Linked DNA regions of Mus musculus: all the other regions are linked to region 1. Evidence: chromatin loops called from intact Hi-C (ENCODE). Cell type or tissue: heart. All regions are shown on one strand. Region 1 holds the start of Nipsnap2 (nipsnap homolog 2). Region 2 overlaps Mmp17 (matrix metallopeptidase 17). Region 3 holds the start of Zfp11 (zinc finger protein 11). Region 4 holds the start of Psph (phosphoserine phosphatase). Region 5 holds the start of Ran (RAN, member RAS oncogene family).

Region 1 (5,000 bases):
TTATGTATATGAGTACACTGTAGTTGTCTTCAGACACACCAGACAAGAGCGTCAGATCACATTGCAGATGGTTGTGAGCCACCATGTGGTTGCTGGGTTTTGAACTCAGGACCTTCAGAAGAGCAGTCAGTGCTCTTAACCACTGAGCCATCTCTCCAGCCCCCTACACTTATTTTTTTAATCAATTAATTTATTATTATATCTAAATACACTCACTGTAGCTGTCTTCAGACAAGCCAGAAGAGGGCATCAGATCTCATTGCAAATAGTTGTGAGCCATCATGTGGGTGCTGGGATTTGAACTCAGGATCTTCAGAAGAGCAGTCAGTGCTCTTAACCCCTGAGCCATCTCTCCAGCCCATGGCATACACTTATAATATAGCACTCAGGAGGCTAAGTGCTGAGCACAGCAAGCCCAGGCAACTTGGTAGAACCTATTTCAAAAATAGATTGAAGATGCAAGCTCATTAATAGAACACATGCCTAACATATTCAAGGCCCTAAGTACAGTCACCAGTACTTAGGAAGGGAGGAGAGCACTGGACTAAAGAACTAATGAAACTTTAGAGCCAAATGGCAATGGGTTTGGGGGTGGGGAATACAGGAAAAATATGGCCTAATGCTAAGGAGCACAAAAGCAGAGTCATCAAAGAAATGCATAAACGCCAAGTTTGCATTCCAAGAGAGAGTTGAAACTCCTAACCTATAAAGTTGAGTCAAGTGCAATACTGCATACCTATGATCCCTGCACCGCAGAGACAGAGGCAGGAGCATTGAGAGTTTGAGGCCATCCTGGTCTGAATAATGAGGTCCAATAACTAAACAGCTTATGACGGCTCTGCAAGTAATCTCAACCCAGGAGTTTACCCTGAGATTACAAAAGGATTCCTGTCAGAACAGGCAGGACCCAAGGATGGAGTCGCATGAGGGGAACTCTGAATGCTTGTGAGAAACTCCAAATGAGTCTTGTAACCTCAGTTTCTTCAAAACACAAAACTTGTTCATAGACTGTGCTTCACACCCCTCCCAGGTGTAGCGAATCGCAGTGAGTTCACTCCAGATCACTCATTACTGCTTGCTGCTTTTATTATTTTTTTGCCACGTGTGGCTTGTCCTTATGATTACACACCTAACTCCTGTGGTTCTTCTATACCCTCAGAGTATAAATCGTCTGATGCTCTGAATAAACGCTATTGCTTGAGACTTTAGTCCGCCTCGTTTTTAGGCTCCATTCTCCCAGGTTCAACCCCGACTCAAGAGCGGTAAACAGATTACCATCAGTTTGAGGCCGGACTGGGCGCCACATAAAGACCCTGTCTCAGCTAAGTTGAGAAATGAAGGATCTGTATAAAAAAGGCAGGGCTCACCGACGCTTGAAGAGGCCCTGCCCGCAGCAAGTCACATATCTGCCTCCCACAGTTGGGTCTACAGTTTTATGGACCGCTCTCAGCCTCATTCACATTCAAAGGAGTGCCTCTCCCAGTCTGAACCGCTCCTCCACCACCCACAAGACCAGACCCTGTCATTTGTCCAAATTCTTGTTAGAAAAACTGTACCCATGGGGCTGGAAAGATGGCTCAGCGATTAAGAGCACTGGCTGCTCTTCCCGGAGGACCTGGGGTTCAATTCCTAGCACCCACATGGCAGCTCACAACCTCCTGCAACTCCAATTGCCAGGGGCTCCACCCACACTCTCACACAGACATACATGCAGGCAAAACACTGATGATGCACATAGACTAGGAAGAGAAAAATTTAAAAGATAAAGAAAACCACAACTCCTGAGCTTCAAGATTACAGCTCCCATCCGTCTTCTAACTCAGAACCAGGAAGGCAGCCACCAATTGGAGAGTATCCTTCTCTTGGCCTCTGCATGTAACTGAGGCCCAGGCTGCTCCCTATTTCTCTGATTCCTCGGGATCTAGTTCTGCTTTTGCCTACTCTTATCTTGCTGAAGTTTATGCTTATATCCATAGCTCTTTTATTATCCTTACAGAATACACTTCCCCCTATACCAGTGGTTCTCGACTTTCCTGATGCTGCTAAAACTTTAACACGTTTCCTCATGTTTGTGGTGGCCCTCAACCATAAAATCAGACTCTGGATTCCCCACATGCACAGATCTACTCCTTTCCCGTGGATCTCCCCGTGTACATTCCAGGTTCCTTTCTCACTCGGACTTCAGAGACCCTGAACTCCCCTCGCGGGATCTACGGATATCTTCAGCAACTTCTTGGCACGCCCCCTGGCGGCAGCACTGAGGCGCCACGCTGCTCCCCCTAGCGGCCGCTCCCCTGCACTACAGCGGCCTAGCGCCCTGCCCCGCCCCGCCCCAGCCTGGTCGGCCCGGCCGGGGGAGGGGTCGCGGTAGCGGCGGCGTCAGCGACACCGAGGCGGTAGGAGCTTCAGGCTCCGGAGCAAGATGGCGGCGCGGGTGTTGCTCGCGCGAGGAGGCCTGCTGCGGCCAGCCGCCCAGAGCGGCTTCCTGCCGGGGCTCCGGTGAGCAGCGCCGCCCTTTCCGGGGCCCGGCCGGGGAGGGGCCGCCGTGGGGCGAAGGGCGCGGGGTCCCCGGGGCGGGCAGGGGACGCCGGGGGGCCGGCCTCCCGAGTCCCAGGCGACCGAGGGCTGGCGAGGCTGCGGCGCCTTCCCGGGCCCCCGTGGGGCTCAAGGTCACCGTCCTGCCGGCGCCGCCCTTGCCGGGGACGCCCGGGCTCGCGGGCCACGTCCGCCCTCAGCCTCTGCGCGCTGCGCCCCTCGCAGTAGCAATGCCTCGCCCCAGGTCGTGCAGAGAAGCAAAAGGATGGCTGGTCTCCCTGGGGAAGCTGTACCCCGGGGTCCCCAGTCGGGACAGCCCTTAAATTTGAAAGCGGAGTGGCAAAAAAAAAAAAAAAAAAAAGTAACCCACGGTGGCCAGCTGTAGTAGATGGCGGAGTTCGCTGTCGAAACTTTTTCTTTTTTCCTGACCTCCGCGGAGACTGTGCTCGGTGTGTCAACCTGTCACCTTGACATCCCCACGTTTAAATAACGAAAGGCCATCCGAATTTACCGACAGATTTGTTTTCCCTTCTTTTCTTCCTTTATATGCTTATTTGCTGTTTAAGCGGTTTGTAGGATTTATTTTTTTATTTTATGTGTATAAGTGTTTGCTTTCATGTGTGGCTAACACATAGGTGCCTGGGGCAGCCAGGAGAAGGTTTTGGATCCCCAACGACCCGGAGTTACAGAGGGTTGTGAGCCGCCATGTCGGGGCTGGGAATTGAATCTGAGTTCTCTTCTAGAGCGGCAAGTGTTCTTAACCCCTGAGCCATCTCTCCAGGCCCTATGTATGTATGTATGTATGTATGTATGTATGTATGTATGTATGTATGTATGTATTTTGAGACAAGATCTTACTACATATATTCCTGGCTGGCCTTGAACCTTCAGCAAACCTTTTGCTTCAGACTCCAAAGTTCTGCAGTTGCAGGTGTGCAGTTGCAGGCCAGCCTTGGCTAATTGAAATATTCCTTTTTTTTTTTTTTAAGATTTTTTTTAACCTCTGAGCTCTCTGCCACGTGTGTGTAATTGATTTTCTTCCACCATGTGGGTCTGGGAAATTGAATGTAGTTCATCAAACTTAGCAGCCAGTTTCTTTACCCCTTAAGCCATCTCACCAGCTCCAGAACTTGCCTTCAGATTTCTTTTGTTTGTGCGTATGTGTGGTTTTTACCTGCATCTATGTATGTGCACCGTGTGCATGCCTTGGGCCTTCAGGGACCAGAAGAAAGTCTCTGACCCTCTGAAGTACAGTTACAGAAATGGTTGTAAGCCACCACTTGGGTGCTGGGATCGGAACTCTGCCCCTCTAGGAAAGGAACAGGTGGTCTTAGGCATGGAGCCATCTCTCCAGCATTATGAGAGCACCATATAATATGGCTTGTCTGATTTACTGGCAATCTTTAGTACTGGGGTGTGTATCTCACACAGACACACAGAGGACAAGAGACACATCTCGAGGGAAAAGTGTGTGAATGCTTTTGTTTCAGGACAGATGCAACTTGTAGGTGCAAATTATTTAAACCACCTGTAATATGATTCCAAGTGGAATGAACCGACATCTTACTCTCACATCTGTTGTTACTGAGCAAGCAGTCCGAGCCCCTAAAGTTTGTATTTTGTTCCTTGGGAAACAGGCAACTGAACCCCAAGGTGCTCACTCAAGACCCAATGCTCAAAGTCATGAAACTGGTAGAGTTTTGGACCTACCAGGTACCCGTACTTGGAGCCAAATGCTCCCTACCCCTTGATTCCTTGAGGATACTCTCACCCTCCTCTCTCCCTTCCTGCCAATCCTCTCTGGGAGCTATTCAAAGAGGAGGAAGAAGAGGGAGTCCTGAGCAGTTTAGAACCTTGTGAAGTCTGAGGTATAGGCTGTTCAAATGGAATATCCAAGTGTCTGGGCTATAGGCAACTGGTGGGGATTAGCATATAAGAATGTTGATAGATATCTGGATTTTATTAGACTGTGTTTTTACTGTTTTTGTTTTTGATGGTGGTGGTTTTGTTTTTCTGTGGGTTTTGGTTTGTCTGGGGGGTTAGAGGTTTTTTTGGGGGGAGGGGTTGGTTTTGGGGGAGATGGGAGTTTGAGAGACAGTAACCCTGGTTGTGCTGGAACCCGATCTATATATCAGGCTGTTAAGCCTGCCTCTGCCTCCCTAGTGCTGGGACTGAATGAAGGTGTATGCCACCGCCAGGCTTGTTTTGGTGTGTTTGTTTTGTTTTAAAGCCACAGCGATGGATGGAATTGTTTTAAGGAGAGAAGGAGGCTAGTGAAGGAGCTGAGAAGCAAGGCCTAGTGTGTGTCAACATTTACAGGCTGTTGAATAGAGGAGAAGGAGCCAGCAAGGAAGACGGGGAAAGAGCAGCCAGAACCATCATTATGTGACAGGCGTCAGAGAGGGGATATTTATTGGACCGGTTAGCTGTGCCTGATCCTGGCTAAAAGGTTAAGTAAGATGGCA
Region 2 (5,000 bases), 110 kb before region 1:
CGGGCAAAAAGCTAACCCAGTGCCAGGTTTCCCAAATGCTGACTCCTACCCAACCTCTGCATCTGATCAGCCTACCTGAAGCTTCCGGAGACCACAGCCTGCGGCAACGTCTGGCGTGACACCACATGGTGTCCCTTTCTAGACAAGTTGTGGCTAAACACATATTTCTCTGTCATTCTGACTTCTGTGGTCTGTGAGTCCTGGGCTGAGCTGGCCCTCTGCACTTAGGTGGATGGCCCTCCTGTGACCACGGTGAAACTCCAGGAAAGAGGTCTGAGGACTCGCACCATCCAGGGAGGGCCTAGTAGCCATCAAGGGTAGTCATGGGCTCTTGAGCCTTATAAGCAAACACGTGCTCTGTGTTTGGGAAGAGGATCAAGGAACCCCTGTGTGGCTTCAAGGGCCAGGTCACAGCCTACCCAATTCTCATTTTACAACAAGGCATGACGTCTTTATCTGACCTGGCTTTTTTCCATGTTGCTGGTGGCTGGGAGTCCAGTCAGAGCCTGTATAGCCTCTCTGCAAGGTTCAGCGTTTTCTCAATGCCCCCCCCCCATACCCTGCCTGCCCCTTTCCATTCCTGCAGCCAGGGGTCTCCCAGGGAGAGCAGAGCACGTAGGTGCCAATGCATGGGCTCCTGCCGGGTTGTGCTCTGCAACTGGACAGGGCCATGCTCTGCTGGGACCCCTGTGTTTTATGATGTTGCTGCACGCACCTCTGTACAGGCCAGGCAGAGGATACTGTGAGTCCTTCAGTGTCCTACCCTGGGCTGGCAAGATGGTTCAGCCCCTGCCATTGAGCCTGAAGACTTGAATTCAGGACTCCCGTGGTGGAAGGAGAGAGCAAACACCCCCATGCTGACCTAGGACCTTCATATGTGTCATGTGGGACACATTGCCACACCCACACAAAATAAATGACGTGATTTTTTTTTCTTGATAAAAGATACCATTCTGCAAGGTATCGTGGTACATGCTCAGCACTTGGAAGCAGAGGCAGGTGGCTGTCTGTGAGCTCTGAGCTAACACTGGCTGCATAGTGAGTTCCAGTTCAGTCAGGGCTACATAGTGAGACCCTGTCTTTAAAAAACAACAGCCAGGCGGTGGTGGCGCACACCTTTAATTCCAGTACTTGGGAGGCAGAGGCAGATGGATTTCTGAGTTCAAGGCCAGCCTGGTCTACAAAGTGAGTTCCAGGACAGCCAGGGCTATACAGAGAAACCCTGTCTCCAAAAACCAAAACCAACCAAACAAACAAACAAAAACAACAATAGCAAAAAACCATCCCATGGGCCATGTTTCACATTCTCTCCTGTCCCTAAACAATTCCAGCCCTACTACCTTGGGATCAGTTTGCCAACTTGAAGGACTGGGATGGCTCAATATAGTCCTTGATATATAGGAAGGTAGGCTATCATGCCAAGCCAAGCAAAAGCATCAGGAACGAGACCAGGGTCACACTGCTGGGGTCATCCCAAGAACAGCCACAGTTAACAGCTTGTGTGCTCGAGGTGCTGCAAAGATACACTCACCTGAATCCTGGAGCAACCCTGAGAGAGTAGAGGCAGCTGTTCCAGATGAGAGAACTGAGAACCAAGGGGCGGCAAGTTTGTAAACCCTGGCACACAGTGAATGCCTGACCTGCAGGCTCAGGGCTCTCTCCCTGCTGCCCAGGCCCCTGGCAGGTTAGATCTTGAGAGTGAGACCACAGGATGCTGGGCTCCCAGGGCACTGGCAGCATCTTCCAGGGCTGTCCCAGCAAGAGCCTCCTCCCAACCCCCAGGGTCTTGGGTCTCAGCTGTGGCCACAGTGTTCTCTATAGGCCGGTGTCTCCAGTTGTCTCAGTCTCTCCTGTTGCTGTCTTTCTTCATCTGTTCCAGTTCGTGTCTTTCTCCTTGTTTGTGCCTTAGGGACCTCCTGCATATTGGTGTCTAGAACAGTGGTTCTCAACCTTCTTAATGCTGAGACCCATTAATGATGTTGTGGTGACATCGCCCCCCCCCCAATCCACCCAAGCACAAAATTATTTTCGTTGCTACTTCATAACTGTAATCTTGCTACTGTTATGAATCATAATGTAAATATCTGATATGCCATCCTCAAAAAAGGGTCTCAACCCACTGGTTGAGGACCACTGGTCTAGGCCATTGTAGAGCTGGTACCTCTGGTTACTGTCTTCATTAACGTCTCTGTACTGGAGTCCCTGTTTGGCCCGGACATCCTATAGCTGTCCTAGCATTCAGTTCTTCACTCAACAAACATTACTAAAACCAGGCAGAGTATAAGTAGAATCTATAAGCATATATAACGCTTACATGCTAAGCATTTATGTTTGCTACCAGTCAGCTGAGCTATGCTTTTTTCTTTTCTACCCAATAAAGTAGCTGAGACTATCTTCCAGCTCTGACAGTCCTCCTCAACTCTTTATTGGAGTTAGACTGAGGGACCCAGAAGCTTATAGCTCCAAGCTCTGAGAAGCCTATGGCTCCTGTTGTCAAAGCCAAAAAACTCAAAAGGCTACTTCTCTGCTTTAACCAGTGGCTCCAGCAGATGGCAGCAGCAGTAGGCAGGTGAGCAGCTCCTGAATGGGAGCTTCAAGCTACTGTGACAACTCCATGTCACAGCTCTCAGCAGCTGGGTAGTGACAAGTCTCTGGCCTAGGATGGCCCTCTCAGCTTGATGGCTCTCAGGAAATCTTGGCAGCAGTTTTTCTCTCTCTGGTGTTTCCCATAATCGTCAGCCTCAACTCTTAGCCCAGCTCCCTCATTTATGATAGCAGCTCAGCCTACCCGACTTCTGGTTGAGAGAGAGAGAGAGGGAGGGAGGGAGAGGGAGAGGGAGAGGGAGAGGGAGAGGGAGAGGGAGAGGGAGAGGGAGAGGGAGAGGGAGAGGGAGAGGGAGAGGGAGGAAGGAAAAGAAAGAAAGAGAGAGAGAGAGGAAAGAGAAAGAGAAAGAAAGAAAGAAAGAAAGAAAGAAAGAAAGAAAGAAAGAAAGAAAGAAAGAAAGAAAAAGAAAAAAGAAAGAAAGGAAAAGAAAAGAAGGGGAGAGAGGAAGGAAGGAAGAAAGAAGGAAGGAAAAAGAAAGAGAGAGAGAAAGAAAGAAGGAAGGAAGGAAGGAGAGAGAGAGAGAGAGAGAGAGAGAGAGAGAGAGAGAGAGAGAGAGAGAGTCCTTTTAGGCCTGATAATGCAATATCAGAGAGTGCCACAGAGGGATTCATCCTCACTAACTGGAATGTGAACCTCAGTCTGCTCACATAGAGAGAACAGGTATGACAAGGCTTTTTGCACCAATCCCGGCAGCCCTTCAACAAAAGGACCACGTTTGTGTCGAATCACAGGCTCTCTGAGGGACCACCAGGAAGTGCTCCTGCTCTGGCCTGGGTGAAATTGTCCCAAGGTCATCAGAGTTCACCAAGCTTGTCAGGCTCACAGTGCTTGTTCCCAAGCTAGTGGGGTTGTCTGGAGCACTCACGACTGGAGCAAGTCTTCAGCTTACAGCCATGGCAGCTGCTTGGGTGTTTGCATAGTGGGCCCAGTGTCCAAAAACAGCTGGCTGCCTTGAGGGTGGTGTGGCTGTTTCCTTCAAAGTTTGTTTCCTTCAAAGTTTCCCCTTTGGGCACCAATAAGTTTATGAGACTTAGAAAGTATGGGTGAGGGGTTATGGGTAGGGGCACAAGAGACCCCAAACAGCTGTTCTGGAAGGTTTGTATCCAGTATGGATTCAACTCCCTCTAGTCTTCTCTAGCGTATGAACTCTAGTCTTTTCCCATGAAATTAGAGCAGAACTATATACAAATGGCTAGGAAGAATGGCTGGATACTCCAGCAACGCTCCAATGACCTCCCTACCACCACCTATTTAGGAGGGAGTATTGACATTCTACATAGCCAGCTGTGATGGTCTTGTACACAGCTGATCCTATGAAGACGGGGGTTCCGTTCTAAGGATAGATAGCATTGTACAATGCCGGCTCTGACAGTTTGTTAGATTTAGGGGATAGGGCACATGATCCATGGTGTACAGATCAGAGGACAGCCTGCAGAAGTCGGTTCTCTCCTTCTGTCGTGTGTTATGGAACTCGGGCTGTCAGGCCAAGCCCTTCTCCTGTGAGAGCCACCTAGTCTGCCACCTGTATTTTTATTGCTAAACTTATTTTATCATTACTGTGGGCATGGTAGCTGTGCCTGTGTCACAGCGTGCACATGTGGAGATCAGAGGACAACTCAGAGCAGTCCAATGTTTATCTGAGTTCTGGGGACGGAGCTCAGATGATCAAACACACAGCAAGCACTGGATCTCCTGGTCCATCTCACCGGGCCAGCGTCTTGGATACTTTTTTTTGTGGGCAATTGGAGATTTGGCTTTTGGGGGTTAAATGTTGTTTGCTGGCTTGGTTTTGATGTGTGTGCATGCCTGTCAGTGTATGAATGCAAGTACCTGTGCGTGCATATGTATGTGTGTGTGCATGTGGAAGCCAGGGGACCACCTCAGAAGTCATTCCTCAGATCCACCCTGGTTTCTGAGGCAGGGTCTCTCCTTGATTAGGTTGGGCTACGCCCAGGGAGCCCCACGGATACTCCCATCTCTGCCTTCCTGACAGTGGACGGAATTACAAGTGCACACCACCAAGGCCAGCTTGTTTATACATTCAAGGGATCAATCTTGGGACTTCATGCTTCAGTTGCAAACACTTTGCCAATCGAGCATCTCCCCAGCCCAGCTGCTTTCTCTTTTTTGCACACAGGGTCTTGCTCTCTAGCCAAGGTAGGCTTCAAATGTGCTGCAATCCTCCTGCCTCAGCCTCCCAAGTGCTAAGATTATAGGCTTAAACGATGACACCCAACTCATACCCAGAAAGCGCGTTCAGAATGAGGACTCAGGGAAAACTTGATGCAGAGATGACAGTTCTAACAGCCTTTACCAGCATTTATGCCAAGTGTAATCCCAGCCCTCAGAAGATTGAGGCAGGAGGATTGCTGTGAGTTTGAGCCTGGTCTACAGA
Region 3 (5,000 bases), 55 kb before region 1:
AACGAAATGGGGTTCTTGTATCAGCAAAGGAATGTAGCCGCAGTGGTAACAGCAGTGAGAGACACAACAGAATAGATGAACTTATCAGCAAGACTGAACGAGCAAAAGGGAAAGCTTTCCTCTAGGACTTCCTTTGAATTGAGCTACTAACGGAAGGTACCACCCACATTTAGAATGTCTTCCCACTTCAAATAAGCTAGCCAAGAAAATTGCTCAGAACTGTGCCCAGCAGCTCATGTCTGAATTGAGTCTAAAGCCAGTTAAATTGACAACCACAATTAACCATCATACATATGGACAATTTTCACTTTGTGATAGCTGACATTTCCTGAATATGTGTAGCATTGAGAAGTTAAACTTAAAGAGACAAGAAAAAAAATGCGAAGAGTAAAATATATTTCCCTTCAGTCTCATCATGCTTAGTATAAAAAAAAACCTGCCCTGGAAAGGTCCTCAAACTAGAACTCAGAGTAATATAATTTCAGCTGCACGCTGCACGCAGATAATTGACTGATGTGTTTATTGAAACAGGGTCTTAAGATGTTACCTAGGTGGCCTGGTATTCCCTGTGAAGGCCAAGCTGGTCCTTAACTCAGTCCCTCGGGCATTATTCCAATGGCTAGAAATACAAGCGTGTACAGGTACATGCTAACATGCTGATCATTTCAGAGAACGCACAACAACAGAGTTGACCATGGTATCAGTAAACCGAAGAAGAGAGAATACTAGAAAAAGAGAGCATTTGGAATCCTTCAGGCTTTTGTTGTTGTTGTTGGAACAAACAGAGCATCCTTAAACTTCATGGAATTGGTTGGGGGGGGGGGCAGGGCACTGACCCCCCCCCCAATCTTTCATTAAAGGATCCATATATGAACTGCCAAACTTTTTGGAAACAAAGGTGATGAAAAGTCTCCCTAGACCTCAGGCAGTGAATAACTATACACACACGTGTAAGCACAGTCACAGGGTAGTAGTCATGAGGTAAAAAAGCTAGAAATCACAGGTCCCTGTACAGTCCTGAAGTGTTTCTAGTATATGCTTCCAGGAGCTATGTCAAAGCATGGACTCTCATTTATTTGCAACAACGATTAAACCCAGGACTGGGAGCTCTTACCAAAAAGCTAACCCAGCACTCAGGAGGCATCAACCAAAAAAAAAAGGAAACTTCCAGGCCAGAATGGGCTACTTGAAGAGATGTCTGTCATTAAAGAAAAAACAAAAGGGGGGAGGGGGGTCTAGGGAACATAAACACAGGGAGGGGCAGTCCTTGGGAACTATTGGCAAGGTGAGTATATGAATTTTTAAATAACGTGAAAGCTCTTGAAAAAAAAGTTAAAGCTGGCTTACTGTATGACCCATAAGTCACAATAGAGAGTAAATATACCAAGATGAGGACACAGTTATAATATTACAGTAGCCAAGATATGTAAATAAAACAGTCCCTGTATCCCTTTGGTAACCAGCCTTAAAGGCTGCAGGCTCACAGATCCGCCGAGGACAGAATCCCAGGGACCTTAACAACTCCTAATCTGGGACATGGCACCGGTAGCACCTAGTACCTGCGCTTGAGGTCAGAAGTACTGAAATCCAGTACCAAAAAAAGAAAAAAGAAAAAGAAAAAAGGCATATGTATCACCTCTGAAATCAGCCAGGGGAAAGCTCAACCCAAAGGTTTTTCGTGCTAAAGTGCCCGTGCCTAGGGAGAAGGAGTGACGTGAAAAGTTTTACTAGGATTCTAATTAATAGCTGTCCAGTGCTTTCTGCACAGACGCACGGTTCACGAACACAAAACAAGTCCTTTTGCATTGCTACCCGATGTGCACGGGGGCGGGGGGGGGCAGAAATATAAAAAGCACAAGAATTTGTTTGATACGCGGGGACAGTTTAATGTGAAGACATGGGAAATTCGTAGGAATTTACTGTCCAAGGTGCAGGCCGCTGGGGAGAAGTGGGTGCGGACCCCAGCTCAGGGCTTTTCTCGGGCAGGACCGGCACACGGGGAGTCGGGATGTCCCCAGTATCCCGCCATCGGGCTGCCAGCCTTGGGCCCTCGCCGCGAGCTGACAGATGCCCTAGAGAACTCGACCCGACCCGGGACTGGCCGCCGATCCCGCACCGCTGCATCTACAAAAACCACCTCCCTGCTCGGAGGCCGAGCCCGGACTCACCTTGTCCCGATTCCGGAACGGATCTTTTCCGCGGTGTCCCGTTCCAGAGTGTCCGGGTTCTCTGGTCTCCGGTTTCCGCAGGCTTCCGTTCCGGGGTATCTGGGTTCCCGGGTCTCCGGGTTCCGCGGTGACCCGGAGAGTGTTTGGGTTCCGAGGTGGCTAGGAATAATCCTCCCTGGGAGTCCAAGTGGTGAGGGCAACAGGCTGGCTGGCAAGAGCTGGACCGGAGGTGCAAATAGGAAACGGTCTCCAGTGATGGTGGCACCCCACCCAAAGCCCGCCAAGACAGAATGAAGTCTGTCTCCATGGTAGTTCTCAGTCTAAGGGACCTGGATGCAGACCACTTTTGGCATCCCACAGCCTTGATTAACACTGCAAGTTATCACTTCCAGGCTGAGTAGGGACAAAAATGATAGGTCTTTGCTGTATAGATTATTTTTGACAATTCTCTTAAGAATTTTGTACAATGTTTTTGTTTTGTTTTTTGTTTTTTGTTTTTTGTTTTTTGTTTTTGTTTTTGTTTTTGTTTTTTTGCATTTCCATATAGTTGCTTCAAACCCCTGTTAGATATGTATTAGATATCATGGCATGTCAGGGCAACCTGACTCCCACTTTGTTCTGGAAAGAATGCGCTGATGAATACAGAATCCTATATTGATAGTCTTTTTCTTTGACTTTAAAGAAACTTGTTGTTTGTTTGTTTGTTTGTTGTGACAGGGTTTCTCTGTGTATCTCTGGCTGTTCTGGAACTCTGTAGATCATGGCGGCTTTAAACTAAGAAATCCACCTGCCTCTGCTCCCAAGCGCTGGGATTAAAGGTGTATGCCACAACCTCTGGCTTCACTTTTAAATTTCTAATTCTGATTAGATTATTTCTGTAACTGAGATCATACTTTGCTAGATATGTGTTGATTTTGCTTATTTCTCTCTTGATTTTCAGTTAATCTTTGGATATTTCTAGTTTGACTATGGTGTATGTCTTAGCGTTACTATTGCTGTGAAACACCATGACCAAAGCAACTTGGGGAGGAAAGGGTTTGTTTTGCTTACACTTCTAGAGCACTCTTCATCACTGAAGGAAACAGGACAGGAACTCAAAAAGGGCAGGAACCTGGAGGCAGGAACTGATGCAGAGGCCATAGTGGAGTGCTGTTTACTGGCTTGCTCAGCTTACATAGAATTATTTTCAGCTTACATTGCTCAGCTTTTCCCCCAGTGGTTTCCTACAGTAGAGTACGCATGAAGAATCTTCAGTTTGGAGATGAAAGACTCACTTGCACATATGACTGAATCAAAGGGAAGATTTGGACTGTAATTCATGACACTTCATGCCAACAAACTCCTACAATCACCACCGATGAGAGTGTAAGAAGCATCCTCCATCAAGGAAGGAGATTTTTAAAGGAAATACAGTTAAAATGAACCTGCCCACGACTTCCCTGCAAAGTGTAAGCTCCTGAGAAATATTTAATGAAGGGAGGGAGTGAAATATGGGCAGGAGGTTGGGAATTCTGTAGGGGAGAGATCCTCACTCAGAGAGACAAGGTTTCTGTAGTTTTCCACCATCACATTTCTATACAAATTCCACCAAGCAGGGTCTAAGCATTCCTGCTCTTCTGGAGAGAAATCAACGGAGACATCCTTGAATGACAGCAGCTCCTGAAATTAAAAAAAAAAAAAAAAACAAAAAAAAAACAAAAAAAAAAAAACAGCATGATGACCGTGATGACCATGTGACATCAGGTGCTAGGGGTGTAGCTTTTGATGTCATCGCTCATGCTGTGATGAGTTTTCAGAGCTGTATCTGCTTCTTGGTCCTCCTCACTCCTGTAATGCTTCATCCATACTCCCCACAAGTAACCCAAATGAACTCGCTGTCTCACTACACTGAACTCAGTGAGTCCTGGAGTTGTTTCCTTGTCTGTGATTGGTACCCTGCTGGGGTGAACAAGCATCTAGTCACATTTCCACATGAAGAGTCAAACAGTGAGCTTGGGAAGAGTCGTTGAATGTCCCAGCAACAGATGATAAGATGTGCAACTGGAGTTGATCTGTGAGTGGGTTGTCCATAGAGGCCATCTCACTATGGCCACCTTGTCCCTCATGGTAGAGGATGATGCGCCTCCTTGCTGTGGCAACGGTTACATGCTCCCTGTGACGAGTGATGAGACATCCAACCAAAGGCCAGCTATCTCCTTGAGTATAGTGTTCTTGATTGGGACTCCCAGAGTGGGCACCTAACTGTATGTGGCAAGGGGCAGCATACTGTCATGATGAATTAGGTGTGCCGTGTGAACATAAGACTGCTTCAAAAGGGCGGATAAAGACTATACCGCAGTCTCTAAAAGCAGCATGAATGGAATGGGTGGCAGCCTGAGGTATCTTTCAGCAGTGTGGCCAAGAAGAAATACAACGGAGGCTCAGATGCCTCAAAATGAACTTGCCAGTGTACAGACTCAATTCCATACACCAAGTAGGTGCATGAAAAAAATCCACCATTAAAGGATTCCCCCTGAGCCAGGCGTGGTGGTGCATGCCTTTAATCTCAGCACTTGGGAGGTAGAGGCAGGCAGATTTCTGAGTTCAAGGCCAGCCTGGTCTACAGAGTGAGTTCCAGGGCAGCCAGGGCTATACAGAGAAACCCTGTCTTGAAAAACCACAAAAAAAAAAAAAAAAAAAAAGGATTCCCCCTGAAGTAATTTACATTATTAGCTCATCAGAAACTTAACACATTTTCTTTAATAAGAGTAACTAAAACAAACAAACAAACAAAAACTAAGACTTATTTGGAAGGTTAATATATGAAATTGCCCAATAGAGTCTGAAACATGA
Region 4 (5,000 bases), 60 kb after region 1:
AACATTTGGGCACGAGATGGCAGTGTTGATGTTCAGGCAGAGCACATAACACATCATTTAAAAATGCCACCTCCCAACACTTAGAAAGCAGAGACAGGCAAACTTTGAGTTGCAAGACAGACAGGACTACCCAGTGAGATACAGTGAGACTATCTAAAACAACAAACATAAATTTAAAAATACACAAATAAGTGTCATAGAAATAGCAACGACAACAAATTAATAGATGATAGAACAGTGGTTCTCAACTTGAGGGTCTCTACCCCACAGGAATTGTATATCAGATATTTATACTGCGATTCATAACAGTAGCAGAATTACAGTTATAAAGCAGCAATAAAAACAATGTCATGGCTGGGGAACTGCAGGAAAGGGTTGCAGCATTGGGAAGGCTGTGAACCGCTGAGCTACACAAGTGTGCAGCATGGTGAAAACCAAGATATTTATAGAACTCCTCACAAGTTACTGACTGAATACAAAGAGCAACTGTATTTTTAGAGATTGATTTTTTATTACTTTTGATTTATGTAGCAGCTATGTGTCTGCACGTGAGCATGTGCCCATGAGTGCAGGTCAGACAGAGGTGTCAGAGTTCCCTGCAGCAGGAGTTACAGAGGTTGTGAGCGGCCTACTGTGGTGTTGCGAGCCAAGCCCAGGTCCTCTGTGAGAGCAGAGGCAAGTGCTCTTAACCACTGAGCCATCTCTCCGGCAGCTCCAAAGAGAGTAAACTGGTGACTTTCAAGTAAATGATCAAAGTTAACAACATGAACAATGGGATACACTGGAATCACGTGATTCTCCTTAAGCCACAAAGACACACCGCCTCTGTAATATTTCTGGCCAAAAATAAATTTAATCACTAGAAAACATCAAAGTACACAAAACTAAGTCTTTAAAATAACCTCTCCATACTCATACCAAGTTCAAGCCAGGGAGAGTGGTACAGATCTGTTCATCTCAGCACTCTAGAATCTGAGGTGAGAGGGCTGCCAGTGTGAGGCCAGCCTGGGCTACACAACAAGTTTCAGGTCATCTTGGGTTACGTAGTAAGCCTGACTCAAAATACAATCTGGTGTGGTAATACATGGCCATACTCCTAGCACTCTGGATACAGAGGCAGAAGACTAGGCACAAGGTCATCCTGAGCTACATACTAAGTTTGAGGCCAGCCTGGGCTACATAAAACCCCATTAGTTTTTTAAGAGATAAATTAAAAAACAATAAGGTCAGGGTTTGGGACTGTAGTTCAGTGGTAGGACATGCACCTCTTCAGACTGGAAGACATGACACTAAATACAGTCCTGGATAAGATCCTAGGACGAGGGCTGGAGAGATGTCTCAGCAGTTAAGAGCGCTGACTGCTCTTCCAGAGGTCCTGAGTTCAATTCCCAGCAACCACACGGTGGCTCACAACCATTTGTAATAGGATCAGATGCCCTCTTCTGGTGTGTTGAAGATAGCAACAAGGTACTCGTGTACATAAAATAAATAAATCTTTAAAGATCCTAGGACAGAAGCAACACATTAGAGGCATGGCTAGGGAATCTAGGGCTATTGATAAGAACTAGTTTTGTTTGGGTTTTGATTTCTTTTCTAATCATGTCTGAGTGTTTTGCCTGAATGCATGTATGAACATTACATGTGCGCCTGGTACCCTCAGAGGTCAGGAGAGAGATTCAGATCCCCTGGAGCTAGAGTTAGGGATGATTGTGGGTCACTATCTGGGTACTGAGACCCAACCTGGGTCCTCTGCAAGGGCAGTACATGCTTTGAACTGCTGAGCCATTCTATGGCCCTCTTAAGTTTTTGAAAGATTTTCAAATTAGTATTAGTTATGCATTAGGGATGGTCTACTAGCAGTCAGTGGCCACAGAGACAAGAAAACGGCATCAATAACTCAATTCTAAGGATCCTGCACTCTCTTCTGACTTCTGAGGGCATGAGGCATTCAAGTGGTCCACATGTAGACAAACAGGTAAAATGCTCACAATCGTGAAATAAATAATTTTTAAATTTTTTAATGTTTTAATTTTTTTTGAGACCAGGTTCTCTGTGAATCTCTGTGGATGTCCCTGGCTGTCCGGGAACTTGATTTGTAGACTGATCAGGTTGGCCTCAAATTGGGAGATCTATCTGCCTCTGCTTCCTAAATGCTGTGATTAAAAGCAAGGTGGCCAAGCAAATCCCAGTACTTGAGTGAGGGCAGGGGGATCAGGACTTTAGGTCATCTTCACCTAGTGAGTTTAAGGCGAGTTTTGGCAACATAAGTCCCTGTCTGGGGATGAGATGGCTCAGATGGTAAAGGTGCTTGCTCCTAAGCCTGGTGGCCTGGATCTGACCACAGACCCCTATGATAAAAGGAGAGAACCATCTGGCCAGAAGGTGGTGGTGCAGGCCTCTAATCCCAGCACACCAGAGGCAGAGTTAAGTGGATCTCAGTGAATTCGAAGCCAGCCTGGTCTACAGAGCAAGTCCCAGAACAGCCAGGGCTCCACAGGAAAACCATGCCTCAAAAACACACACACTCAAAAGTAATCCTCTGACCTCTCTAAATATACTCTGGCACAGATGCAAACACCCATGCACACAAATGAATGTAATAAAACCTTTTTGAGACTCTCATATAACAACAAAACTCTTTACAAAGACTGGAAAGTAGTTGTTGTAGGAGTAGACCAAAGCATGTGACAATCACATATCTCAAATGTATCTTACAGACATCTTCGCATATATGTTAAATGTCACAGAGATTTTTTTAGTTGCAAAATATCAGAATAAATTTGGCCCAATGGGAACTTGGTGAAATATATTATGATGCAGTCATTTAGTGAAATATGCCACTATTTAAAAACAAAAAACAAAAAAACAAGCCATGTGGTGGCGATCACCTTTAATCCTAGCACTCAGAAGGCTGAGGCGGGTTGACCTCTGAATTTGAGGCCTGTCTGGTCTACAGAGTGAGTTCCAGGACAAACAAGACTACACAGAGAAAACTAGAAGACAAAAAAAAAAAAAAAAAAAAAAAAAACCTAACAAAAACAGTTTAGCCAGATGTGGTGATGCTGTGATATTCTCTGTTGAGAATGACAGAGTCACTGGGACATAGTTCAGAAGTTAAGCTCCCGACCAAAAAGTGTAAGCTAGGTGTGGTGGTGTGTGCCTGTACTACCTGCATTTAGGAGGTAGGCAGATCGAGCCAGAGGCTCGTGGGTTAAGAGCACTGGCTGCTCTTCTAGAGGCCCTGCATATAACTCTCAACATCTAACATGGCAGCTCACAACTACAGCCCTATAGGATCTGATGCCCTCTTCTGGTAAGCAGATATACATGCAGACAGAACACCTATATACATTAGATAAACAAACAAACAAACAAGAGGTAGGTAGAGGCAGGAGGATCAGGAGTTCAAGGCTAGCCTTGTCTGCATAGTGAGACCCTGTCACAAAAACAAAACAAACCACAAACAAACAAAAAGCAGCTCCAATATATTCTTGGCTAATGTTTTAAGGACTTTTATATTAAGTAAACACGAGTCTTCTTCATGCCTCGTTATCATCTGCACAGCTTTTGTGGTTTTCAAACCTACAACTCCACTTGAAAACATTACACTAGCATACTTACTGCAGCCAGAAGAGCAGAGGTTTGGGAATAACTAAATGTCAGCCATGTGACTGGTTGTTTCTCTTTCCTTTTTAAATTTCCTGTATTCAGGACCTTTGTACCGGTTAAACCGGCACTCATCCTCTGAGCTACATACCCTATAGTTCTGTTTTCTTTAGACAGGGTCTTCCTATGTAGCCACGGCTGGCCTGGAACTTGCTATGCAGACCAGGCTGGCCTTGAACTCACAGAGATCTGCTTGCCTCCCGTGTTGTGACTATGCCTGGCTCTGTATAGTAGAAGAATAAGAATTTTTCTTTCCTATCAAAATGGCAAAGCCTTCAGTATATATAGCTCAGTGGAATACGTCCAATGGCATTACGAGTTGTCATCTGTGTGGAGAAGTGATTCATATTCATATACATGTTTAAAAATTCAGTACGTATCTATATGTTAAGTGCTCAACATACAGACAGGAAAAACACTTATACGCTTAATATTATTTTCTTTTTAAAAAAATGTTTAAAAGAATGCTTTCAAAGACTGGGCACCACTGTCCAGCCATTAGTTGTTAGTTTTTAGCAGGCTTAGTAGCTCATACCACTTTGGAAGTTGAAGCAGGACTGCTACGAGTTAGAATACCAGTCCGTGTTAGACAGTTCGTGGTCTAGCTGGGACATAGAATGAAACAAGGATTACTATTTGTTTCATTATTTTAAAAAAATTAAAACAAAATCCATTTTAGTTTTCAAGCTGCCTCAATGACCTGGGCCCTAAGAACAGACTGATCCTGAGTCTCCTCAACGCCCATCGCACCACTCCTAAAGCCATCTAGTACTTTCTACCTAGCGTAGTCCTCCCGTCAACCTCCGGGGTCTTAAAACGACCAGGGTACAGGGGAAGGCTCCATTTTCTGTGCTCCCCAATTTACGGATAAAACAGGCAAGGAAAAAAAAAAAATGAACCTGGGAAATCTCGCGAGAGTGTGAGGGAAGCATCCCGGAGTCCAGTAGCTAGAGACACCCTGCAACTAGAGGCCGACGCCTCTGCTTCCTGTCACACCCAGTCGAGTGCAGAGGCCGAAGCATCCCTCACACACGACCTGCAGGGCTTTTCCTGCACCGCGGAGCCGCGCAGCCTCCACGCTGCAAACTCTTAAAAGCGCCGAACCGTGACGCTGGGGGGCGAGCACAACGGAACCTTAAGATCCAGAGTGCCGATGACGGGAGAACCAGTTTCTCAGATGCGCAATGACGTCGCAACTGGGCGTGGTGGGCGGGTCTTAGAGAGACCAGCGTTGGATTAAGCCAATCAGCGGGCGGCAGGAGGGTCGCCACCCAATGGAGGTGCTCTGTGGGCACGCCGGGGGCGGGCCGGGTGCGTAAGACTTTTCGAGAAGA
Region 5 (5,000 bases), 700 kb before region 1:
CTTGGTTCATGGCGGATACAGTTTATCATAGTAGGATGGTATGGCTTCGGTCTCATTCCATGGTGGTGGGAGCTCACACTACAGGATATACTCTTTAAGGCTGACACCCCACCCCCCACCCCCCAGTCACTCACTAGGTCACAAGTCTAAAACAGCATGGTTGGTGGGGGATGAAATATCCAACACAGGAGAGATCTCAAATTCAAATTATACTAAAGATTTGGGGTTTTAGAAGAAAATACAATTAGCTATTTTTCTCATCGCTAGACAAAAATACTTGATAAAAAGCAACTTTTGGCTAGTTTCTTTTTGGCTCACAATTCCAATGGTACAATTTATTACATCTGCAGAAGATGGAAGGCATAATGGTGAGAGTGTGAGGTGGCTGGTTACATTGTATCCACAGTCAGGAAGCAGAGAGACCGATGCTGGTCTCCATTTTGTTCAGTCTAGGGTACTGCCCAGGTTCAGTTAAACCTCTCTGTGAGTACAAGAGACACACCCTTCACAACCCTAAATCCAGTAGACTAACCATCACAAGCTACAATCCCTTCCGCAACAGCAACTTTCCCCCCAAGGCTGTACAAATAGCCTGTCTATAGCTGTCTCCCGACCAACACCCACACCCCCAGTACTCATACATGTTAAGTTTTAAAGTTCAGGCTAAGAATAGGTTTGCAGTTCACGTTGGATGGCAAAGAAAATGCTGTAAACCAGGCAGCAGTGGGCAGTCCAGACAGTGCTTGCAGGGAGAGCTGCGCCTATGCCCGCTTGAGTGTATTCTCTTGTTTCCCTCGGCTTCTTAGGATGAGGTTCTTTGTAAGTTCTAAGCGTGGGCCAGTTAGTAACACAAACCAGGCCACCAGATGATGCGGTTCGGCAGGCTGGTTGCCAGGACAAGTAAGTTCATGATAAGTTTTCTCGGGGAGAGGGTCACTGGTGATGTCACCACCCAGCACCAGGTGCTACATTGTATCAACAATCTACCAAACTGGAACTAGGCGGGTTGACCGTTTTTCTCCTAAACTCTGTTTGATCTCCACCTCCTGTTATATCCTCTATTGAATACAGCTCACAGCATAGCCCCTTGTAGCCGACTTGTTACATATACTCCAAAATATAGTAACTTTGTATTTATATAAATATGTAACTGACGTTCCATTAAACATACTATGTTAACGTTATGTTATAGTTTTTGTGCACACTTTCCCACCTGTCTTCTACCTAAGTTGCCCAGGCTAGCCTTGGAACCCTAAGGCCTGTGCTGGCTCCTTTTAGATTGCATAGTACAAAGTAACAGCAGGGCCCCCAAGCTCTGGTCATCAGAGATACATTTTCCATTTCCCCAGCAGCATCTGTATTTGCTGGTCAATTGCTGCTCAGGAGGGAGCCAGGGTAGGGTATCTTCTGCGAGACAGATTACTCAGACCACGCAACAGAGGAAGGGCCCTGGGATGCTGAACGCCTGGACTAACTGCATCCGGTCCCATCCTCCCAGGAAGGCCAGGCCGTGTCCATGCCGGGCACGCATGGCTGACGCAAGCCGGGCCTCGGGCGCGCGCACCCTCATTCATTCCCTCCATTCATTCTGCAGACGGCGGCCGCGCACACTTAGCGATCGCCCGCCCGCGAGATCCCCGGTGCCTGTGGACACAGGACTTGGGGACGAAGGTCGGGCGGTGCCCGCTGAGCGGCAGCGAGCGACCGAGAAGCAGCACCCGCCTTTCCCGCCCACGAGGCCCCTGGCTAGGCCGCCGCCCGCGTAACGCGCGGCCTCCCGCAGCCAGCGCATGCGCGTGGCAGCCCGCGCTCAGCGCCGGCTCCCGCGGGCCCTTCACGGTCCGCGTGCGTGCGCGTCCCCGCTCGGCCGGCCCACGTGACCCGCCGCCCCTCTCCCGCCCTGGGCGCTCCGAGGGCCCCCGGCCGAGTCGGACGGCTCCAGCGGACGTGCGCGTGCACGCGCGCCGCGTGGTTGGGCGCGGCGCCGTTGCTCCGCCCTCTCCCGGCTCCTCCCCCCCTCCGCGCGCCGGCGTCCGCTGCGTCTCCGGCATTTGAATCGCGCTTCCGCCATCTTTCCAGCTCCAGTCGGACAGGCGCGGAGACTCTTCTGGAAGGTAGCGTCGAGGCCGGGAGGGTGCGGGCGCGGGCGCGGGCGGTGACCGGAGGGTTTGGGTGTCCTTCGGGTGGGCGCGGGGCGGCGCTGGCGACGAGGCGAGGCGAGGCGGACGGGCAGCGCCCTGGGCTTTTTCAGCCCGCTTCCCTTCCCCCCACCGTCTCACGCCGCGTCCCCGCCTTCCCGCGCGCTCTTCCCGGCCGCGGCCTTTGTGGGGCGCACGTGCCGCAGCCGCTCTCTCTCCCCGCAGGATCCGCCGCGATGGCCGCCCAGGGAGAGCCGCAGGTCCAGTTCAAGGTGCGTGTGCGGCCGCACGGGGGCCCTCGGAGGGCGAGCGAGCGGGGAGGTCGGGAGGGGACGGCATGGCGGGGACCGCTCACGCCGCCGCCTCGTCTCTTGAATCTAGCTCGTCCTGGTGGGCGACGGCGGCACCGGGAAGACAACCTTCGTGAAGCGCCACTTGACGGGCGAGTTTGAGAAGAAGTATGTAGGTAGGTGCGGCCGGGGGTGCTTCACGGCAGCGAGGCCTCCGGGGGAAGGCGGCGGGCAGTGCACGGCTGACCCCTTCTGCCGCCCTGTTCCCCGCAGCCACCCTGGGCGTGGAGGTGCACCCGCTCGTCTTCCATACCAACAGAGGACCCATCAAGTTCAACGTGTGGGACACGGCCGGCCAGGAGAAGTTCGGGGGCCTGCGCGATGGCTACTACATCCAAGGTGAGGGGGGCCTTGCGGAAGTGGGCCCAGGCCCTCGGACATGTGCTTGGGGTATGAGCCGGAGAGCCAGCCGTTGCCGGGTGACTAAGGAGAGGGGACAGAAATCTCTTGGAGGGAGGCGACCTGGTTGGAGTGGATAGGAGATTTTTTTTTTCTTTTATAAGAATCGTCCGTGGTGTCGTTTGATCATATGCTGTGTCATGCTAGGCATTGATTTGGGGCAAACTGTGTGGCTTCAGAACTTAGTAGGAGACTAAGCTATTGGGAAAGCTCCCGGGTCACTTTTTGGTTTTCGAAACTTGAATTAAGGGCTACACGCAGTAGCTTACCCGTGATTATTCCCATCATTAAAATAAGTAGTGAGCATTTGCCCCAAGATACTAAACCTCTAGCCCCTCCTGGAGCCAGGCCCTCTCTCACACGTGAAACCTGCCGCCTCATGGAAACTGTACTTTTACTTTTCTCCTTGAAAGTAATCGAAAAAGCTTAGTGGGGAAAGAGTCTGTTGGTGTTTAAAGACGAATGAATATCCTTGTGATCTTACTAGCATGATGAGAAAATTCGTTCTTTGGCTTCTTCGCATGTAAAGGCAAAGGGGTGTTTATAACCGGGGTTAACTTTTTAACCAAAAAAATGGGGATGCTCACGTGCTTCCTCTTAAACTGTATCCTCACCATCCCTGCAGGGTAGGTTATAGAAACCTGGGCTCAGATTTTAGAAGACTGGTGTTTGAACTTTGATGAACTTTGATGGGCCAGCAGTTGGTAGTTAGTGATTAGGTGCCTTGAGGAGAAGAAGGTAGTTGATAGAGTGAATTGGTCTTGACTTTTGGAGTTTTCATTTGAAGAGGAATTGGAGTCAGTGTGCCATGTTTTACCATCTAACTTTTTAGTGGGGGACAGGGAGGACTTTTGAATGGAGTGGGTTGATGGGTGATCCAGAGTCAGGCCCAAGATGATGACTGAGTCCTGCAGTAGACTAAGACACTCTACTGTCTCCAATGTTTTTCAGCCCAGTGTGCCATTATAATGTTTGATGTAACCTCAAGAGTTACTTACAAGAATGTACCTAACTGGCATAGAGATCTGGTACGAGTGTGTGAAAACATCCCCATTGTATTGTGTGGCAACAAAGTGGATATTAAAGACAGGAAAGTGAAGGCAAAATCTATTGTCTTCCACCGGAAGAAGAATCTTCAGGTACGTTCTAATTTCTCGGTTCATTCTTAGAGAAGATTGTATATAAGGTACCCGTATATGTTCTATATTAAAAATTGGTCAGAGGGTTTTAATGTGGATTATAAAATGTCTTTGTTTAGAATGTCCTGGAATGGAGATTATTAATAGAATCATTAAGCATACATTCCTTTTTCTTTTAAAACAGTACTATGACATTTCTGCCAAAAGTAACTACAACTTTGAAAAGCCTTTCCTCTGGCTTGCCAGAAAGCTCATTGGAGATCCTAACTTGGAGTTTGTTGCCATGCCTGCTCTTGCCCCACCTGAGGTGGTCATGGACCCAGCTTTGGCAGCACAGTACGAGCATGATTTAGAGGTATTTGTTCTTTTTTTACAGTGTTTTGTTTTCGTGTGTGTGTGTGCACTTTGCCTAGTTTCTGCAGAGGTTGGCATTGGATCTGCCCAGACATGTGGGGTGCTAGGAATCAAGCTCCGGTCATTAGAAGAGCTGGCTGTGCGCACTTAACCAGTCCTGGTGGTGCTCGGCCTGACTTGGTAATGGTAGTTCTGATCTGCACTGTTTTGTTTTTGTTTGTTGCTCCAGGTTGCTCAGACGACTGCTCTCCCAGATGAGGATGATGACCTGTGAGAAAGTGAAGCTGGAGCCCTGCGTCAGAAGTCTAGTTTTATAGGCAACTGTCCTGTGATGTCAGCGGTGCAGCGCGTGTGCCACCTTATTTAGCTAAGCAGATCGTGTACTTCATTGGGATGCTGAAGGAGATGAATGGGCTTCGAGTGAATGTGGCAGTTAAACATACCTTCATTTTTTGGACTTGCATATTTAGCTGTTTGGAACAGAGTTGTTTCCTTTCTGAATTTCAAAGATAAGACTGCTGCAGTCCCATCGCAATATCCAGTGGGGAAATCTTGTTTGTTACTGTCATTCCCATTCTTTTCGTTTAGAATCAGAATAAAGTTGTATTTCAAATAATCTA

Evidence for each region. Peaks named below come from ENCODE experiments on the same cell type or tissue, not always from the same donor. Only the 100,000 strongest peaks of a DNase experiment are listed, where the experiment ranks them.
Region 2: a loop joins it to region 1, with 4 times the contacts of the local background. A loop is called at or near these places in 22 of 42 quality-filtered maps.
Region 3: a loop joins it to region 1, with 3 times the contacts of the local background. A loop is called at or near these places in 13 of 42 quality-filtered maps.
Region 4: a loop joins it to region 1, with 5 times the contacts of the local background. A loop is called at or near these places in 3 of 42 quality-filtered maps.
Region 5: it touches region 1 in a loop (5-fold over the local background); 3 of 42 quality-filtered maps call a loop at or near these places.

The regions. Positions count from the first base shown.
Region 1 is chr5:129,722,723-129,727,722 of GRCm38, forward strand. It overlaps Nipsnap2 (nipsnap homolog 2), which reads left to right and starts at 2,353. Exons shown (of 10, transcript NM_008095.4): 1 at 2,353-2,499. The coding sequence starts at 2,423. In heart, no CTCF peak of the experiment used is centred here; a DNase peak (open chromatin) is centred at 2,469; H3K4me3 peaks cover 2,954 bases; H3K27ac peaks cover 3,270 bases.
Region 2 is chr5:129,608,701-129,613,700 of GRCm38, forward strand. It overlaps Mmp17 (matrix metallopeptidase 17), which reads left to right. Exons shown (of 10, transcript NM_011846.5): 10 at 1-454. Among named protein-coding and RNA genes, the nearest start is that of Mmp17, 27 kb to the left of the region's middle. In heart, a CTCF peak has its summit at 2,551 (motif pointing right); no DNase peak of the experiment used is centred here.
Region 3 is chr5:129,667,892-129,672,891 of GRCm38, forward strand. Zfp11 (zinc finger protein 11) reads right to left here and starts at 2,197. Exons shown (of 3, transcript NM_172462.4): 1 at 2,169-2,197. In heart, no CTCF peak of the experiment used is centred here; a DNase peak (open chromatin) is centred at 2,180; H3K4me3 peaks cover 1,492 bases; H3K27ac peaks cover 1,262 bases.
Region 4 is chr5:129,782,390-129,787,389 of GRCm38, forward strand. It overlaps Psph (phosphoserine phosphatase), which reads right to left and starts at 4,864. Exons shown (of 8, transcript NM_133900.4): 1 at 4,566-4,864. Cct6a (chaperonin containing Tcp1, subunit 6a (zeta)) reads left to right here and starts at 4,967. Exons shown (of 13, transcript NM_009838.2): 1 at 4,967-5,000. In heart, CTCF peaks have their summits at 8 (motif pointing right) and 4,739; a DNase peak (open chromatin) is centred at 4,902; H3K4me3 peaks cover 1,380 bases; H3K27ac peaks cover 1,239 bases.
Region 5 is chr5:129,018,165-129,023,164 of GRCm38, forward strand. It overlaps Ran (RAN, member RAS oncogene family), which reads left to right and starts at 1,992. Exons shown (of 7, transcript NM_009391.3): 1 at 1,992-2,114; 2 at 2,364-2,410; 3 at 2,520-2,604; 4 at 2,702-2,827; 5 at 3,839-4,026; 6 at 4,211-4,381; 7 at 4,610-5,000. The coding sequence starts at 2,375. The coding sequence ends at 4,654. In heart, a CTCF peak has its summit at 2,352; DNase peaks (open chromatin) are centred at 987, 1,937 and 2,707; H3K4me3 peaks cover 3,226 bases; H3K27ac peaks cover 3,447 bases.